Regions from separate parts of the Mus musculus genome. Here region 1 is linked to region 2. Evidence: chromatin loops called from intact Hi-C (ENCODE). Cell type or tissue: heart. All regions are shown on one strand.

What was found. Peaks named below come from ENCODE experiments on the same cell type or tissue, not always from the same donor. Only the 100,000 strongest peaks of a DNase experiment are listed, where the experiment ranks them.
Region 1: a loop joins it to region 2, with 2.5 times the contacts of the local background. A loop is called at or near these places in 4 of 42 quality-filtered maps.

Annotation. Positions count from the first base shown.
Region 1 is chr11:88,275,299-88,280,298 of GRCm38, reverse strand. No RefSeq gene overlaps it. Among named protein-coding and RNA genes, the nearest start is that of Gm34366, 8.4 kb to the right of the region's middle. RefSeq lists an enhancer at 4,224-5,000. In heart, no CTCF peak of the experiment used is centred here; no DNase peak of the experiment used is centred here; H3K27ac peaks cover 1,671 bases.
Region 2 is chr11:88,219,521-88,224,520 of GRCm38, reverse strand. No RefSeq gene overlaps it. Among named protein-coding and RNA genes, the nearest start is that of Gm38534, 8.9 kb to the left of the region's middle. In heart, no CTCF peak of the experiment used is centred here; no DNase peak of the experiment used is centred here.

The sequences.
Region 1 (5,000 bases), 56 kb before region 2:
CTTTAAGAATCCAATTTGTCAAACTGGACAATCATGGGCAAATCCACAAAACAAATTTAAAAAAAAAAAAACCTTAGCGACTTTATTTAAAAAAAAAAAAAAAAGATAAAATAAAGCAGAAGGATTAAATGGGGCCTGAAAGGATTAGAAAATAACTTGTATTTGGCAACAATTAATCTCTGAAAAGCAGGGGCTCTGTGAAAAGGAACCGACAGAGGCACCCAGAAGGAAGGCTGGGGGTCCACGTACCCGTTCATCACCGGTATTGCTGGCTTCCTAGAGCAGTGGCTTTCAACCTGTGGGTCACATCCCCTTTGGCAAACAGTAGCAGAACTGCAGCTACGAAGTAGCAACAAAAATAATTGGGGGGTGGGGGGTCACAATAACATGAGGAACTGTGTTAAAAGGTCACAGCATCAGGAAGGCTGAGAGCCACTGGTGTTGAGAGAGACCCAGTATAGACCTGGGGTCAAATAAGTATGGAACACTTCCAGGCTTTCTCTCAACTCTCCCAATGAGCAGTAGCCTTACACCAGAGTCGTCCCCAGACCCCATCTCCCCACTGCACCCTCAGTCACTCAGCCCAAGGTGAGTCCTGAAGCCCAGGAAACAGTCAGATGACTCCCTTAGGCCCAGGACCTAGTGGCCACGGAACCAGAGGCTACCTATGCAGATGTCTTCCAGGCCAAGAAGAGTGAGAATCCAGAGCCAAGCCCAACACAGAAGCAGGGCTCCAGAAAAAAGCAAGAGAGACTTCAGTGAGCACCCTTCTCATCAGCTGCTTCCTGGTGAACTGGAGGGCGGGAATTCCAGCCTGTCAATCACCCAGGGCACATGAGGTTTGGGACAGTTGAGGTTTTATGTGAATACTTTTCAAGTGTTGGCAACCTAGTCAAATACACACACACACACACACACACACACACACACACACACACACACACACACACACACACTTTACTCTTCATGTTAATCCAGCCCATTTGAATCAGGCCTGGAGTTTGTGACATTGATCTAATCTGTCTCAGCTCAGAGAAGCTAGTGACCATAGAGGTCATATAGCTAGAGAAAGGCAGGGCCAGCCAGTCTGAGAACCGGGCTCAGACTTCCAGCACGGACCTGTCTGTTCCAGCCCTGAACATACGAGCCCAGATGTGATCGATCAGCAGGCCCATTCATTCAGGGGCAACAAAAGTAGTAAGAATTAACAGGGAAGTCTAGATTTCACACCTTCATGTGGGGCCTGAAAGTTCTCACCTTTAAATGGGGCTGTGAAATAAGAGAGGGGACCAATTAGAGAGGACCTGGTGGCTGGTGGTTGTATTTTTGATATTTTATTCATTTAGTTTTCTCATTTGACAAACAAGTTCTGAGTGATTCTCAGGGTGTAGAGACCTCTATAAAGCCTAGGGGACGGGAACAGGAGGCTACTCTGTGGCCTTTCAGATAGAGCTATGGACTGAGAGCAGGATGTAAGTATGTAACCAGGGTGACCACAGCAAAGCCCTGGGCCTTCCAAAGTCCAGCTCAGCCATTTTCTAGCTTTTGACTTTAGACAGACGACTCGGCTTCACTTTAAAATGGAGAAAATATCTACCTAGAGAGATGGTTGTGAAGACCAAAAGTGGCATTGAACAGAGGGTCCCAAGTCACAAGACACTTATATTTCATCTTCAAAGGTTTCTGGTAAGAAGACACAACTTTAGATACAGACACTTGAGTCTGAAAGACCCTTAGCTGGGAACGAGGGATTGCTCAATGCTTAAAAGACTTGCTATCCAAGTGTGAGGACCAGAGCTCAGATCTCCAGAAGCTACTTAAGATGCCAGGGGAGCGTGGCAACTGGCCTGGGGAGGCGGAGACTGGGATGCCCAAAGCAATCTGGCTAGAGAGATCAGCCATATTGGTGGGCTCTGGTTTTGACTGGGAGACACAGCCTCAAAAAATAAGGCAGAAGAGCCATCCATTGAGGAAGATGCCCAACATCCATCTCTGTCCTCTACATACGTGCTTACATATGTGCTTGCCTACCTAAGTGCCTGAGCATGTGCACATGTCTGCGTGCACACACAGACAAAGGCACAGACACACACACACACACACACACACACACACACACACACACATACACACACACACACACACACACACCATAAAAGAACCTCAGAAACTTGTGATTCAGACCGAACATACGGCTTCATGCTTGTAATCACAACACTCAGAAAGCAAAGGAAGAGCCAGAGTTCGAGGTTGGCCTCGACACAGCAAGACCCTGTCTCAAAATAAAGTGAGAGAGGGCTGAGGACACGGCTCAGCGGCACACGGCTCAGCCACACACGGCTCAGCGGCACAGTATTTGTTTAGTACATGTGAGGTCCTGGGTTCAACGCTGAGTACTGTAAGACTGGAGGGAGAGACGGATGGGGTGGGGGAGGAGGAACCATTCTAGTCTAATTATTTAATTTTTTTAGATTTATTTATTTAGTTTACACATGTGAGTACACTGACGCTGTCTTCAGACACACCAGAAGGTTTAAGATCCTATTACAGATGATTGTGAGGCACCATGTGGTTGCTGGGAGTTGAACTCAGGACTTCCGGAAGGGTAGTCAGTGCTCATAACTGCTGAGCCATCTCTCCAAACACACACCACAATCTCTGGGTCTCATGTTAATTTCCCTTAAAGTTAACATAAGACCCAGAGATTGGGGAAGGGGTATTTTTCTATAGCAGGCAGGAACATGTGAAAATCCGTGCTTACTCACGGGCCCTGGTCCCTCTAATCACTTCTCGAAGCCCGTGCAGACCACCTTGGTTTCCTGCTGTGACTTTATGGGAAACAAGGAAAGTTTCTTGTTTTATTTCAGAGCAGAGCCGCACAGGCCTCCGGGCCCCCAAATAAGTCAGCAACATCAGCATTGGCTACACAGTGTAACCCATCCACCACGTGCTCCTTGAAGAAAGATTTGTGAGACGGCTCTCCCCGTATTTGTCCACTGCAAGTCTGAGACAGCTTCATTTTTAAAAAGGATTGCTCCCCAAGGCAGCTTCCGATCATTAGTGGGAGGTGGGGCCCCAAAGCAATTCTGGCATGTGTGTGGTGGGGTGGGGGGAATCCTGCCGGTAGCTTCTCCGTCAGGCTGGTTGATCATTTGTGAAAGTGAGGCAATATTAACTGTTAGCAAAACTTGACAGGCATCGTGCCCGCCTTTATTAGGTGATTAATTAAAGGCCGCTGGAGACACTAGTGTAGAGTGACAGGCCTGGATTTGGGGCTTTGATAGATTCCGGGACAGATCCTGACTCCTCTCTTGGCTCCAAGGCCTTGGGCTACTTTCTTAAACTCTCCGAGTCTCCATTTATTCTTGTGTAAAATGAGGGCAATAAAACCTACTTCACAGGACTTTTGAGAATTAAATGGGAAATGTGTGTGATCAGAACGGGGAAGCTTGCTCTGCCCCACCTCTCGGAGCCTCTAGGAAGCTGGGGCCAGCGTTCATCCGCGGACAGACGTTCTAAATGGAGTCTCTCGTCAAGTGCCAGCATGAATCGGCCCAAGGCCAAGTACAGGCTCACGTCAGCTGAGAGGAGAGAACAACGGTTACGTTCATGCTTTATGCTTCTGTTCAGGCCTCTGATCTAAAGGCCAATTGTTGGGTTCTTTAACTGAGTCTGCCTCCCTCCTTGGAGCCCATCTGGAACCCAGTCAATGTTGGAAGCCTGGCTGAGTTCTGAGCTTGAGGAAGCTATTTTGGATTTTTAAAAAAATCTTTTTCCATGCTGAAGCCATCTAAGGGGACATGGCTGTAAAGGACACATGCCTTTACATGTGGGGGTCTCAGCCCCATCCTCCTACTGGGGTACTGGCCCCTGAGAATGTGCATTCCCTCTCAGGAAGCAACAGTGGATTATAGATCACTACCAAGCAAGAATTAAGGCAGGAGCGGGGGCCTGGACCCCAGAGCCTGATGAGAGATGGTAACCAATTTGCCAGTGTTGATTGCGTCTGTCCTGTGAACCAAGAGTAATACTTGAAGCTTTCCACCCAACCTCTCTCTCAGTCTTCCTATGAGCTCTTTGAGATGGATACAGTCAGCTGAGACCACTCCGATCCCAGGCCACCCGGCTCCCACAGGGCAGGGTCCATACTTGAAACCTACACTGGGACTTGCCATCTGCCAAGGCTTCCTCGAATGCAGTGACTTCCTACACTCCTGACAGGGACACTCACTTGTCCCTTCTGCATCCTGCCCCAACTGGGCATAGGGGGAGAGGGCGGAGCTCCCTTTGTGCCTGGCAAGTTCACACCCACAAACAGAGTTTTATGTGCCTTATATTTGGGGCCGTTTCTCCACACACCTGGATTCTATCGATCTCTTGAGCTTGAGTTTCAACCCTATAGCAGCAACACACACGCATGCTCACGCTTGCACGGATCCTTAACTGCAAACACCAGACTGGGACCCCTCCCAGACTGAAGTGGGCTTGGGGGGGGGAGGAAAGGACAGGGGGTTGGGGGGGGAGGCAGCCTCTGATGCTTTTCAGATCCCTCCACCCTCCAGGCGGTTGGAGACTAGCTTTCCAACAGGGCTGTTGCAGCTGATCTTCACCTGTGCTGTGTCCTTGGCTAAATGACCTTGCAAAGGCTCTCCCTGGGCTGCTTAGTTTTTGGAGCTGATATTTGAGAAGAAGAAAAGCAGAGAGGAGTAGTTACACACACACACACACACACACACACACACACACACACACACACACTCAAAAAAGTCTATTGGCAACCAGGAAAGAAACTCCGGGTTGGTAGAATGAAGGGCAGAATTTGTAAGCATTCAGCCACCTGAAATCACCGCGCTTTTCTCAGCTCGCTTAATAAAAGCTGACAGCCCGCATTGTTCCACCAAGACAAGGTAGCCAGACCTCAGTGACAGGGTGAGGAGGAGAGCAGAGGGACAAAGGCAACCAGCTCTGCGGAGGGGCTTGAGGAGGGGTTAAAAAATAAA
Region 2 (5,000 bases):
CTTCGTGTGTGCCGTGAACTCCTGATCTTCCTGCCTCCACATCCTAATGACTAGGATTACAGTTATGTGCTACCGTGCCCGTGCAGGGCTAGGAATCAGAGCCAGGATTTTCTGGATGCTGGGCAAGCACTCTGTCAACTGAGGTGGGCCCAAAATGCTAAGCTCTTTGTTTGTTTCGAGACAGGGTTTCTCTGTGTAGCCCTGGCTGTCCTGGAACTCTCTATGTAGACCAGGCTGGCCTCAAATTCACAGAGATCTGCCTGCCTCTACCTTTCTGCTGGGATTAAAGATGTGCACCACCATGCCCAGCTAATGCTAGATTCTTAATATCCAGATTCCCTTGGTTCCTATAGCCCCTCAGAGCAGCAGCAGTGCTGGGCTATCCTTTTTGCATGAGCAATGCAAAGCATGCAGGAGCTAAATGGTCTACCCCAGGTTACAAAATGTTGGAACCCCAGCCCTCCTCCTCCAGTGTAGTCTGTGTCCTTGAAGAGTGAGGTGGTCCATGCCTGTAACCCCAGCACTGTTGGGACTGAGGCAGGAGGATCAATATGAATTTGAGGTCAGCATGGGCTGTAGCCTGTAGGGAATTTCAGAATAGCCCTGGCCATAATGCAAGTACCCTTTCTAAAAAATAAAAATAAAGTTGTGTATAGCAGACCAAGCCTATAATCTTAGTACCTGGAAGATAGAGGCAGGATTGTCATGAGTTCAAGGTCAACCTCCGCTACATAGTGACTTCAAGGACCACCTGAGCTACATGAGACCTCAGCTCAGAAGTAAGTAAATAGGGGCTAGAGAGATGTATCAGCAGATAAAAGCTCTTGTTGCCCTTACAGACCATGGGAATTTGTCTATAATTACAGCTCCAGGGGTTGCAATGACCTTTTCTGGTCCGTGGGCACCCACATGAACCTACACATAAGTAAATCATAAAGCAAATATTTAAATAAATAATAACTTAGCTTTCAAATAGTTCTAAAATAGTTCACAAATAATAACATAGTCCTTAACTATGATTCAAACTGTCAACCACTGAGCTAAAACTGGGAGCCTTAGTAGGTACTCAGCAGTAACTACAGTTTGACCAACATGTCTGAAAAGAAAAGAAAGGTCTCAGGCTGTCCTTGCTCTTACTTCTTTCTTGGAGAGCTGGATGGTATCTTTAATCCCAGCTTTCTGTGATTAAAAGGAGCTCTGTAAATTCAAGGCCAGCCTAGTCTACATAGTAAGAGACTGTTTCTAAAAAGCATCACTTTTTCAATGATTGTTGTTGTTGTTGTTGTTGTTGTTGTTGTTGTTGTTACAGGTTCTTGTGTAGCCTAACCTGCCCCTGAAACTCTCCACATAGCCAAGGACAACCCAAACTGCTGGTCCTCCCGTTTCTACCTCCTGACTGCAGAAGTGAGCTCCTGGTTTATACCATGCTGGGAATAGAGCCCAGCCTTGGAACATGTTTGACAAGCACTCTACCAACCGAGCTACATGCTCAGCTGAAACCCATCTTCGGGGTGCTTGCTGAGGTCTGTGGGTCGAACCACTACTGTTTTAGGGTCCTCAGAGAAAGCAGAGCCTTGGGTGGGGAGGGGCTGGCTGATAGTCACCTGCAGTACTCGGGCTTCAGCACTGGGCAGCACGGTGACTTTGGCCAGAAGGCCACTCTGGGCTGATTTTATCTCATAACTGAGAACAACAGTAGGTTTCTGCCTGTCTCCTAACGTGGTGCCAATTAAATTAGATGCCACAGTATCTGGAAAGCTTTCAGCATAATATTGGGTACCTGGAACTGTCCTGTGACAGTACCCGAAGACACTGATGTCCTCAGATATGTGCTCACAGGTAGAGTTGACTACTTGAGATTCACTGCCTCACGTAGGTTTGATCTGGATGCTCTATTCAACCCCAATGGCCATTACTTTGAAGGTCTGGAAGGTTGGCCGCCTGAATTTTTTTCTCCCGTAACTCATTCTGTGGCCTACAAATAGAAAGGACATAATTCAGATATGGCAAGGGCCCAAAGACAACACTCACACACACCAAATCCCCTTACCTCCAACAGAAAGCACCCCTGCGGACAAATGGCGAGTTGTGCTCTTGCGACAAAGCAGAAGGCTGTTTGAAAATAATCAGAAGTTCTCTCAGGAAGCCCAATTATATTTTTACATCAAGAATCAAAATGCTGGCGCGGTAGACTTCAGCCTATCATTCACGAGCCTTTTATCCTGTAATTAAGCCAGCTCTGCTGCTGGGTTAATTCTTCCCTGAGTGACACCACCCTTTGAGCCAGCCCGTATGTCGGGAGAAGACTTCAGTCTGATGATCTATTACACCAATACATCACTGCGGTGAGCTGCCTCCTTAATGATTTATCCATAACACATCATCAGAGTGAGGCGCACTCATAATATATTGCTCAATAAGTCTGCGGTGGCCAAGGGAGAAAGTGATGGGCAGCGGCCCACTCCGTGTCCTGGCATGGCTGGTGTCAGAGTGTGGGCCCGCACTGGGCTCTTCCTTCCTAAACCAATGTTTATACAGGCAGAAGGTCTTCCATGCCAAAGGACCTTTAAAACTTGAAAAAACCATGAGCCGGGAGGACAGGAAGACCCCTCCTCTCAGTATGGTTAACCTAAACCTGTGTGTCGAAACACTCCAGGTGCTTACCATGCAGGAGGTCAAGGCCACTGCATGTCCTGCCCCTAAGTCCTGAGCATCATCAACTCTGTAATCCATGCCAAGGATCTACCACCACCACCTGGCACTGTGAAAACTGCAGCCTGAGCCACCCAACAGGAGTGCCCTTAGTTACAGTCACGGGCCCAGGAGGGACGGCTCAGTCAGGAAACTGCTGGTGACGAAGCATGAGGCTCTGAGTTTGATCATTCACATGACCAAGTGACAAGCTGGGCATGGTGGCTCATGCTTATCATCCATCGCCAGGGAGGAGGAGGCAGGAGGATCCCTAGGACTCACAGGTCCTCCAGTTTAGTCTACTCAGTGAGCCCCAGGCTAAGTGAGAAATCCATTATCAGAAACCAAGGTGAGCAGCTCTCGAAGAATGACGACCAAAGGTTGACAGTACACACACACACACACACACACACACACACGCACACACACACACACACATGCACACACACACGCACACACACACACATATGCACACACACGCGCGCGCACACACACATGCACACACAGACACACATGCACACACATGCACACACACACATACACACGTGCATACACAGACACATGCACGCACACACACATGCACACACACATGCACCCACAGACACACACACATGTGTACACAGAGAGACACACACACATGCACACAGAGACACACATATACACACATGCACACACACACACACACCACACACAGACACATACATGAGCACACACAGACACACATGCACACACACAAACACACATGCACATACACTTAAAGTCATTTTTAAAAATCACTTATTTGGGGGATGAAGAGATAGTTTAGCCATTAAGAGCACTGGCTTCTCTTTCAGAGGTCATGAGTTCAATTCTCAGCAACCACATGGTGGCTCACAGCCATCTGTAATGGGATCCGATGCCCTTTTCTGGTGTGTCTGAAGACATCTACAGTGTACTCTTATGCATTAAATAAATAAATCCTTTTTTAAAATCATTTATTTCTTATTATGCTAGTGTAAATTCGGAGGTCAGAGGACAATTTATAGGGGTCAGCTCTCTCCTTCTGCCATGTGGGTCCTGGGATCAAACTCATTTGCCAGGCTTGGTGGCAAGCACCCTTATGCACCGAATCACACCAGAACATCCTCCCACCAGAGACTGTGGCGTGCTGAATAACAGTGGAGCTATTGTAAGCTTGAGTGAGACTGTGCAGACAGCTGGCGGACTGCAGAAAGCACTCTGAAGTGCTACAGGTGTGGCACAGTGGGTAGAACCTAGCATACCAGAGGACCTGGGTTTGAGTCCCAGCACCACACTAGAGGTAGAAGAGACCATTTCCCCAGGGTTAGTGCTGTGGTGACTATCTTAATCCTGACGGCCTCAAAGTTTTCAGGTTCAGGGTCGTGCCCTGGTGGCGGGTTCCTCTCTATATTGTGTTCTTTGTTCCATGGAGACTTGTGGAATCTCTATTTATCTAAATGCTGCTTTGTTAAAACAAACAAACAAACGAACAAAGGCAAAAGTGAAGGAATGGATGTTTACAGAAATCCTTAGTATGACGAAAACAAAGGCACTGGGTACATCAGAGTAAAGGGGATGAAAGACCCAACAAGATGTAAGCAAAGTAGTATGTAAAGTGAGTGGAATCAACACACACACACACACACACACACACACCCCAGAACTAACCACCTTGCTCAGAAAGCTAAGGACGGGCTGCCCAGCCCAGCAATCCCACTAAAGAGACCCCGGGGAGTTCTTGCTTGTAAACACACAAGAAACAGGCACAGTGAAGATCCTTGCAGCATCCAGGACAGAGCAACCTCAGCTCTGAACTACTCAAGAAGGGCTCATAAGTGAGAAGGGCAACTCACTTTTTAAAAAAAAATTTATTTTATTTGTTTGTTTACATATTTTATGTACATTTTGTCTGCATGTACTCAGAAGAGGGCGTCAGATTCCATGAGGATGACATGAGACTATAGTTAGAGGAGATTGTGAGCTGCTGTGTGGGTTCTGGGGACCAAACTCGGGATCTCAAGAAGAGCGGCCAGGTTTTTTTTCTTGTTTGTTTTTGTTTTGTTTTGTTTTGTTTTTAACTACTGAGTCATCTCTCCAGCTCCTATTTATTTATTTATTTATTTATTTATTTATTTATTTATTTATTTAGAGACCGGGTCTCTCTGTGTAGCTCTAGCTGTCCTAGAACTTGCTAGGTAGACAAGGCTGGTGTCAAACTCACAGAGATCCACATGCTTCAGGCTTCTAGGTGCTGTGGTTAAAGGGGTGTGCCACCACACCGGGCTGAGGGTTTCTTGTTACTTCCAGTG